Linked DNA regions of Mus musculus: region 2 is linked to region 1. The links are chromatin loops, found by intact Hi-C in ENCODE. Cell type or tissue: gastrocnemius. All regions are shown on one strand. Links, peaks and the distances in the headings refer to the core of each region. The heading gives the core; the rest is flanking DNA.

Region 1 (4,092 bases), core at 997-3,496:
AATTCATACACAATCGATAGCTAGTAGATCCTTTTGCATTTGACACATACAATCCAGATAAATGACAAGAAACAGTCTTTAGGGGCAACAAGATAGCTCAGTGTGTAAAGACACTTGCCCACCGTGTCTGACAACCAGAGTTGGAGTCCCAGAACCCGTGTAAGGTAGACAGGACTTTTAAGTTTCTAAAACTCACACAAAAACCATGGCATGTGTATACCTGAGGTCACACACACATTCATTTTTACAATAGAAATAAAGTATGCCCAAACTAAATATTAATAAAAACTAGAAGGAACTGTCTTTAGTCTTTCGAGTAAAGATGTCTAGCCGGAACTGAAAGGGACAATAGACATTTAAATTTTGGTATCATAAAATTTGCTTATGCAAAATGCTGTGGGAAGTTAAAAGAATAAAAAAAAAATCACTGAAAGATTCTTCTGGGAATTACAATTGGAAAAGGAAATATGTGTTATAAGTGAAAAATAACAAGTCAGCTTTAGTAATTACTGAGCAAATACTGCATTTGCAGTGATGATTCCAGAATCTCATTCAGAGTCTCCCAGTTCTCTTCAGCTCAGACAAGAGAAGCCCCGCTGTGTGTAGCCTGGCTTGGCTTATGGTAAAGGGAGGCCTCGCCGAGCTACCGCGAGCTTGCTCTTGTAGTTGCGCGTGTACTGGGAGGCTTACGGCAGTGGGCGGGGCCCGAATCCCCATGTGGTCCCGACATCATTGACATGGCGGAATCCCCCATCAAACCCTCCTGGTAGTTATTTGAGCAGCGGCGGCGGCCGGAGGAGGCGGCGGAGAGCAGCGGCGGGAGCGGCGCAGGGGACGGCGGGGATCCCGCGGGCGGCTGGCTGGGACGGCGTGGGCGACCCGGATTGCGGGCACCCGGAGCCCCGTTTCAGCCTGAGGGGAGGTAAGGCGTGCGGGAGCGGCGGCGGGCTGCCGGGGGACGTGCCACCCACAGTCGCTCTCGGGTCCCTGCGCTTCGGAGCCCGGCCGGACTCCGAGTCTGCACGAGTGCGCTCCCGGCCCCGGAGCACTCGGGGATGCCCGAGGAAAACTTGGCTGCCGAGTCCCGGTCGCGCCCCGACCGCTCGGCTGCCCGAAGCTCCCGGCCGGGTAGGGGGCGACCCCTCCAGCCCCCGCTCGCTCGGGAAGAAAGCGGAGGATGCGGGGCTCGCAGTTCCCCTCCTCCCCGGGCCGTCGCTCCGAGGAATCCGCTCCCCCGCCCAGATCCCCGCGGCAGGACCGCTGCCTGGGAGGGGGAGGGCGCGCGGCCAGGCCGAGGAATCTTCGACGTGTCACTTTGGGAGGCTGTAGATTTCCATATGGTGGAGGGAGGAGGGCGTGCGTGCGCGCAGAGCTGGGATTCGGGGCTGCCTTGGCCCCCTTGGGGGTGCCGGGCTGTGACCCGGGACCCGGGATGCTCGCGGGGAGGGTCCCTGGGCGACCGGTCGCCCCCGCCCCCGCCGGGGCCTCTTGGGGACACTCCCCGCCCGCCTCTGGCCACCTCTGCGCGCCACGTCCTCCCTCCCCGTCCTGCCCCCTGGGCTCCCCCCGGGCTGGGGGCGGGAACCGGCGGCCGCGGCTGGACTCGGCGAGCCAGGCGGCTGCAGGCTCGGGCGGGGGAGCGGGGCGCGGCGGGAAGCAGAGGACGACCCGGTGCGTGTGGGCCAGCGGAGCGCGGGTCAGTCGGTCAGGCTCGAGGGGCGCCCCTGCCGGGGGTGGGGCGGCCGGGAGACCCAGCGGGTGGAATCCGCGCCCCGAGGCGGCGGGCGGGCTGGGCGGGCCGCGGGGACCGTCTGGTTCGGATGGCAGGCAGGAACGAGCTGCCGTGGGAAGGGCCTGTCAGTCCTCGCGGAAAGCGGGGCCCGGGGCCCGGGGCCGTGACCGCCTAGCGTCCCCAGCGCCCGGCCTGGGGAGCCTGGGGGACTCTGCGAGCGTCCCGGGAGACCTGGCTGGGCCGCCGGGCGGCGCCGCTGGCCGGGCGCCTTCCCGGAGAGAACGGCTGGGGTTGGAGATTTTTCGAATCTCGGCTCCCACCCGGCGATCCCAGACGAAGGAAGCACTGGCATTTTATCCAGACAGTGCGGATTGCAGACTTCCTTAAAAGTTACAACTTTTTATTTTCTTTTCTCTCAGGCCCAGCGTTTTCTTTAAACAAAATGTAGAATTTGGCCGCGATGAGGCTGACGCTGGGGCCAAAAATGCACACGTTTATCTCCATCCCGGCTAGTCCCCCTCCCCCTCTTCCCTCCCAGGCTTAATCATATTTTGGAACTGGCGAGGGCTTTTGTTGGGTGGGCACCCTTGATTGCTTGTCTGTTTATTTTTTAATGTGCAACTAATTTGATTTGAATTTCCTCCAGTTTCCAGGCCTTACTAGGAGAAGCTAGGGGAGAGGGAATGTGCCATTTTTTTTTCTTTTTTTTATAAATGTGGCAAGAGGTGGGGCATTGGGAAAGGGGAGGCACCCTGGTTGTGGCAGAGAGTTAGTAGGAGCAGACAGACCCGGAAGAAAAGGAATCCATTCTGGAATAACATTCTTTTTTAAAACAACAACAAAACAGTACAAAAGAAAGTCAGGTTTTGAGCAAAATTTCACTGCTCTGTTCAGATTTGAGTGCGTGGCGCTCCCGCATCTCCAAGTATCGGCTGGGACCCTGGGAACTTGAGTTATGCCACACAGCGCATGCATGCATAGCAACTCTGACCTGGTTTTGTGACTGGTGTGGGGGCTGTTGGTTCGCTCCTCGTTGGAGGCTGACTGTGGATGCAGTAAAGACTGGGTTCAGTAAATTTCCTGGCTCCCTGGGAGCAGCTGTTGAAGAGGGTAAAGTCCCTGGACATGCTTCTGGCCAGGAGGGCCAACCGGAGTTCATGCTTACCGAGACGCGAGATACGCGGCAGCCTGGCTAAAAGTGAGGCCTCGTTGATTATTGTTTTAAAAAGTTGCTCTCTTAGTATTGTCCTTAAACTTGCATGTGCTTTTCAAGCATTTTATTTTGATGCTTATGAGAAAAAGCGTTTGTGTGACAAGATCGTGTTCCTTTAGCATCTGTTAGCACTGTCGAGATCTTGTAGGGTGGGGGCTGGTAGCATCTAATGACAGTATATACAGTTCCAGAAAGACATTTTGGTAATCTTTTAAGACCCTTTAAAAATAGCTGTGATCAGAGCCTGGGATGTTTGGAGGAGCCCGTCTTCTGTCTTCTGGGGCTTCTAAAGGAATGCAGAGCGTGAGCACCAGCACCTCTCCTGGTTGTTTGTTACACTGGCATTTGTGCCCGTTCTGCCCAACTCTTAAAATTCTCATGATCCACCCGGAAGGGTCACTCACACTTAATTGCTTGTAAGGAAAGTTTTTTTGGGCATTGTATTTTGAGACAGGCTTGGGCTGGCCTCTCCAAGCTTGACCTCCTGCCTCAGCCTCCTGGATGTTGGGTGACAGGTATGAACCACATGCCTGTTAGAGCTTGTACTAATAGTATATTCCTTCTTAGATAAACATGTTTTCTGCCTTTTATACATTACTCGATTAAGTTTTGAATATTTTGATTTCAGTTGTAGTAAATGTACGTTTTATAAACAAGGGCGTCTAAGTTCACAGAAATCAAGGTACCAGTAATTCAGAACATGGCTCAGTGGTTTCTCCAGGGATAGAATGGTTCTGTCTAGATTGTCCTCCTGTAGCCAGGAGGCACATGTAATCGAGCGTTTCAAATGTGGCTCCGTGACTCAAGAATTGTTGTTTGAATTTTCCTTTTTTCCAAATTATTTTAAACTTAAATTTGAAACATAGAACTTTTAGACTCCCAAGTCTATTGACCTTCAACTGAGCCATATTGCTTTTTGAATCACCAAGTTAAGTGTATTTCTTTACAATCAGAAGATGTTTTAAGTCTACTTTTTACACACACATACACACACACACACACACACACACACACACACACATTTGGGTTTGAGCCCATGGCCTTGTGTACACTGGAGGCACATATTCTACTACAGTGCTAGAGCCTCAGCTAGCTCTTGAATTCCTATTCTAAGTAGACTTTGAAGTCTGGGGTAGGTGTGCCTCAG
Region 2 (4,092 bases), core at 652-3,151, 94 kb after region 1:
GAGTACTGGGACCAAGAGGGACAGTTTCCCTTCACGTGTGTGTGTATGTTTGTGTGCTTGCATGTTCACATGGGTGCTAGTAGATATCTGTGGCTGTGTGTGACCATGTGTGCAGACCCAGGCGATGGGACAAGCTTGGGTATCATTCTGCAGGTCTCCCCACCTTTTCCTGGGGCTTGCCTAGGCGAGGCTGTCTTTCCAGTGGCCCTGCTATCTACAGTCTCTTTCCCCACCCCCCAGCACTGGAATTACATGTGTGTCCTACCTTGCCTCAGTTTTCAATGTAGATTCTGGGACTGAGCAGACGCCTCCTTGCTTGCTAGTGAGAAAAGGTTAGAACTGCTTGCTGGCCCTTTCTGAAAACTCTGAAATCATCCTGAGGTCAGCCTCTTGTTTACACTTTAGCTGATTTGCCACATAACTTCCTCTGTGCATCATTATGGCATAACTGAAAAAAGAAACTCTGTATGACATCATTAAACAGCAGCTTGGAAGCCGAGCACAGATTAATGTTGAAGAATATGGTTGCTTAGGGGGGAAAAGATTTTGTTTTTATGGGAATGTCCTTGGTGATAACGAAGGAAGAAAAACACAGGAAACATACAACACGCTGTGAAAGCAGATTCAATTCTGATGGAATATTTCTCAATACTTTCCGTGAACTATGAATCATAAGTGTTGGAGGGGGCCACCAAAGGGCACAGCATTCTGTCCCTCGGAGACCGCACTGTACCCATTACACCAGAAACCGAAGAGTTTTTCTTCTTTGGCCAGACAAAATTGTATAACAGCTGTCAGAGGAAAGGGCCTCAGTGATCAGTGTGAATTCTGGCCTTGGCGTCCAGGCAGGAATTAATACAGGGCAGTGTGGATCTCGTTCTCTTCGTGTCCCCGGCTGAGCCGAGGCGCTGGCAGGTAGCCTTCCTTCCTGTCCACACATGCCATCTCTTTATCTGGGCCATTTCTCTGCTCTCCGCAGAAGCCTTCTGCCAAAACAAACACTCCACTTCCTGGAAAGCCTTAGGTCTGTCTGTTCCTAGAGCCAGCCTTCTGGGCCGCTGCCAGTCGTCCACCTTGACTTTGCTCTGGGCTAGCGAGGAGCAGGTAGAGGGGGCACAGCATAGGCTGGTAATGGAAGCCAGGCTTTCCCTAGCCCTTAGATTAGACTAGGACGTCAGCAGAGACAGGAAACTGCTCTACTCCACCCTGCTCCCAGCCGGGGCAGCATGGTTACTGAGTGGACTCCTGGCTAGTTTGTGCTATGCCAAGTGTGAGTCCTTTACATTTGACTGTTTTAGTGAGAGTGTAATTACCTTGTGTGAACCTGCTTTCCACTCCCCGGAATGTTAAATCACACTAATACTCAAAGCCAGTTGGTTGTTCTAGAGAAACACTTAGTCACTTCGTCCTCTTCCTGACTTGCTCCTGTGCACATCCATTCTCCTCCCTCCTGCTCCCTCCCTCTCCCTCCCCCTCCCCAACCACTGGGGGATTCAGGCTTGAACCTAGTGTTTTATACAAGCACTCTGCCATTGACCAACATTCCCAGTGAAGCATCTTTAAATTTTGAAGGACTGTTATAATGACCCTCATTTCATGATGAATTTTTCATGTTTTGAGCCCTGAAAAAAAAGGCAGGTGATTATCATGACAGTTTGAGCAAAACCAGATTGAATTGCCTAGAAAGCATCGTTATTGCACTATTGCACTAAACACACCGTCTAAAGGCGCTCCACTGCTAATGATTGTGTCCAGAACAATTTTATTCTCTTTTCACAATGACATTATTTTGCTAACTTGTGTTAAGTGGCTCAAGACCTTGAAGTGACAGCAGCCTGTGGAGGGAAACAGAAGTGACCATAGAACCACACAGATACTGAAGCTCAGAGTCCCTTACAGCGAGCAACTATCCTTCTCCCTTGTTTTTTCTTCCTCAGCCCTCCCTCGCTCTGTCATTCTCCTCCAGCAGAGTGTGGGAATGGTGTCATTGGCGGACACTGTGCGCCATGACTCTGAATGACACCATTGAGCAGGATTCACGTTGGATTTCCTCATTTGTCCCCTCCCCCAGGCCGTGGCTCAGCCTGCAGAACCTACTGTTTCTTCCAAAGCATTTGTCCTTTCAGAGTATTTGTTAGGTGAAGCACTGGCTGCCATCTCTTTTCAACAACTCCATGGCAGGTTTCAGGGAACTAAGATTGCCCCTTGCAGTGAACGGCATCGTAACTGGGGTTCACAGGCTGAGGGAGGGAGACTATAATTTCAACTTCCTCAATGTAAACTGGACATTAACAAGAAATTGTTCTCTGACAAACTTAAAACCTGGCAGAGAGACCCCTCTTCCCCCTTAGTGTTTCAGAAGCAAACTCTGCCTGGGCCCAAGTGAAGCCAAATTTGGACAGGGTTAAAACCATTAGGTGGTGCACTGGCTGGTTCTGTGTCAACTTGACACAGCTGGAGTTATCACAGAGAAAGGAGCTTCATTTGAGGAAATGCCTCCATGAGATCCAACTGTAAGGCATTTTCTCAATTAGTGATCAAGGGAGAAAGGTCCCTTGTGGGTGGGACCATCTCTGGGCTGGTAGTCTTGGTTCTGTAAGAGAGCAGGCTGAGCAAGCCAGGGGAAGCAAGCCAGTAAAGAACATCCCTCCATGGCTTCTGCATCAGCTCCTGCTTCCTGACCTGCTTGAGTTTTAGTCCTGACTTCCTTGGTGATGAACAGCAGTATGGAAGTGTAAGCTGAATAAACCCTTTCCTCCCCAACTGCTTCTTGGTCATGATGTTTGTGCAGGAAGAGAAACCCTGACTAAGACAGGTGGTTTGACAGTGAAGTTACTGGAGTCTGAATTGACTTTGTAGTTTTTACTTATCTCATTGTGTTGAGTATGGAATCGACTACTTGACTGTTTTCCATTATTTGGGAACTATCGGTTAAACATGATTCTTTCTACCCAGCGTTAGGATATGGGGGCTCATTTTTCTATACAAGAAGTTGCTTTGGGCCTTTGTAAGATATTTCTAATCAGCTGAAGTGATTCTGTGGCTTGAAAATCTCAGCATTGAAACAGGCAGTTATTTTGCCCAGGCTAGCCCCATGCCTTGACATTTTTCTGAATGACCCAGAGCTGTTGTGAGAATTTCATTCCACCAGGGAGACTCGAAGCCAAAAGGAACCTAGCTTTTAGAGAATCTGGACTATGCTGGGTCTCAAGACACATGCCTCACGCGAACTAGGTAAATATTCTACCATTCAGCTGGATCTTCACAGCTCACAGGACTTCCGTGGTAGCGTCCCACCAAATGATTTTGTTTGTGTATGTGTGTTTGCTTTTCTAGTTTCTTTTGAACTTCTCCCTTCTTAGATTTGTATGGCTTCATGAAATAGGGAAGAAGGACTTAAGTGTTGAAGTATGCCGCGGCCCTGAGACGCTTTTTCTCCAACCATGGACTGAAGGATGCATAGCTGTTTGTGTTCCACCTGTCCCCCACGTGCTAACCCGATTGAGCTCTCCTGCCGAGCAAGCTGCTTACTGCCGTGCAGCTGAAAATTCACTAGCAGAGTCTTTTCCTCGAGGCCGGTAGACACTGAGGCACGGATTGTCTAGTCCAGTGTACAGGTTGGGAGACGGGAGAGGCATGGTTGTTGTGCACATTGCCTTATCACATGGGGGCAGAGTGGCTCTGTCAGGGCTGGGTTCTGTCAGTGCCTGATATTTTCCCAGCAGATGCTCAGTCCCCTTCCAGGACAGATACCCAGTATGTACTGTTTTATCTTTTTATTTTTTTGGTTTTTCAAGACAGGGTTTCTCTGTAGTCCGGGCTGTCCCGGAATTCACTCTGTAGATCAGGCTGGCCTCGAACTCAGAAATCCACCTGCCTCTGCCTCCTGAGTGCTGGGATTAAAGGCGTACGCCACCACTCCCTGGCAGTATGTATTGTTTTAACCTGGGGCCAGTGATTGTAACTTTCTGATAGGACTGTGAAAGAATTCCTTATAAATGCTATTATCAGTGTCACGATTAGTGACATATCATCATCGTCAGCATCAGCATCATCATCTAGTCTTGCAAACACTGTTAATTGTATTCTTAA

Evidence for each region. Hi-C counts contacts between places; a loop is a spot of excess contacts. Peaks named below come from ENCODE experiments on the same cell type or tissue, not always from the same donor. Only the 100,000 strongest peaks of a DNase experiment are listed, where the experiment ranks them.
Region 2: a loop joins it to region 1, with 2.5 times the contacts of the local background. A loop is called at or near these places in 2 of 42 quality-filtered maps.

The regions. Positions count from the first base shown.
Region 1 is chr3:27,707,950-27,712,041 of GRCm38, reverse strand. It overlaps Fndc3b (fibronectin type III domain containing 3B), which reads left to right and starts at 1,590. Exons shown (of 26, transcript NM_173182.3): 1 at 1,590-1,696. In gastrocnemius, for the core only: a CTCF peak has its summit at 1,978; DNase peaks (open chromatin) are centred at 1,579, 1,880, 2,217, 2,772 and 1 more place; H3K4me3 peaks cover 2,500 bases; H3K27ac peaks cover 2,500 bases.
Region 2 is chr3:27,613,611-27,617,702 of GRCm38, reverse strand. All of the region lies in intron 3 of Fndc3b (fibronectin type III domain containing 3B), which reads left to right. Among named protein-coding and RNA genes, the nearest start is that of Mir3092, 31 kb to the right of the region's middle. In gastrocnemius, for the core only: no CTCF peak of the experiment used is centred there; DNase peaks (open chromatin) are centred at 989, 1,431 and 2,005; H3K4me3 peaks cover 647 bases; H3K27ac peaks cover 884 bases.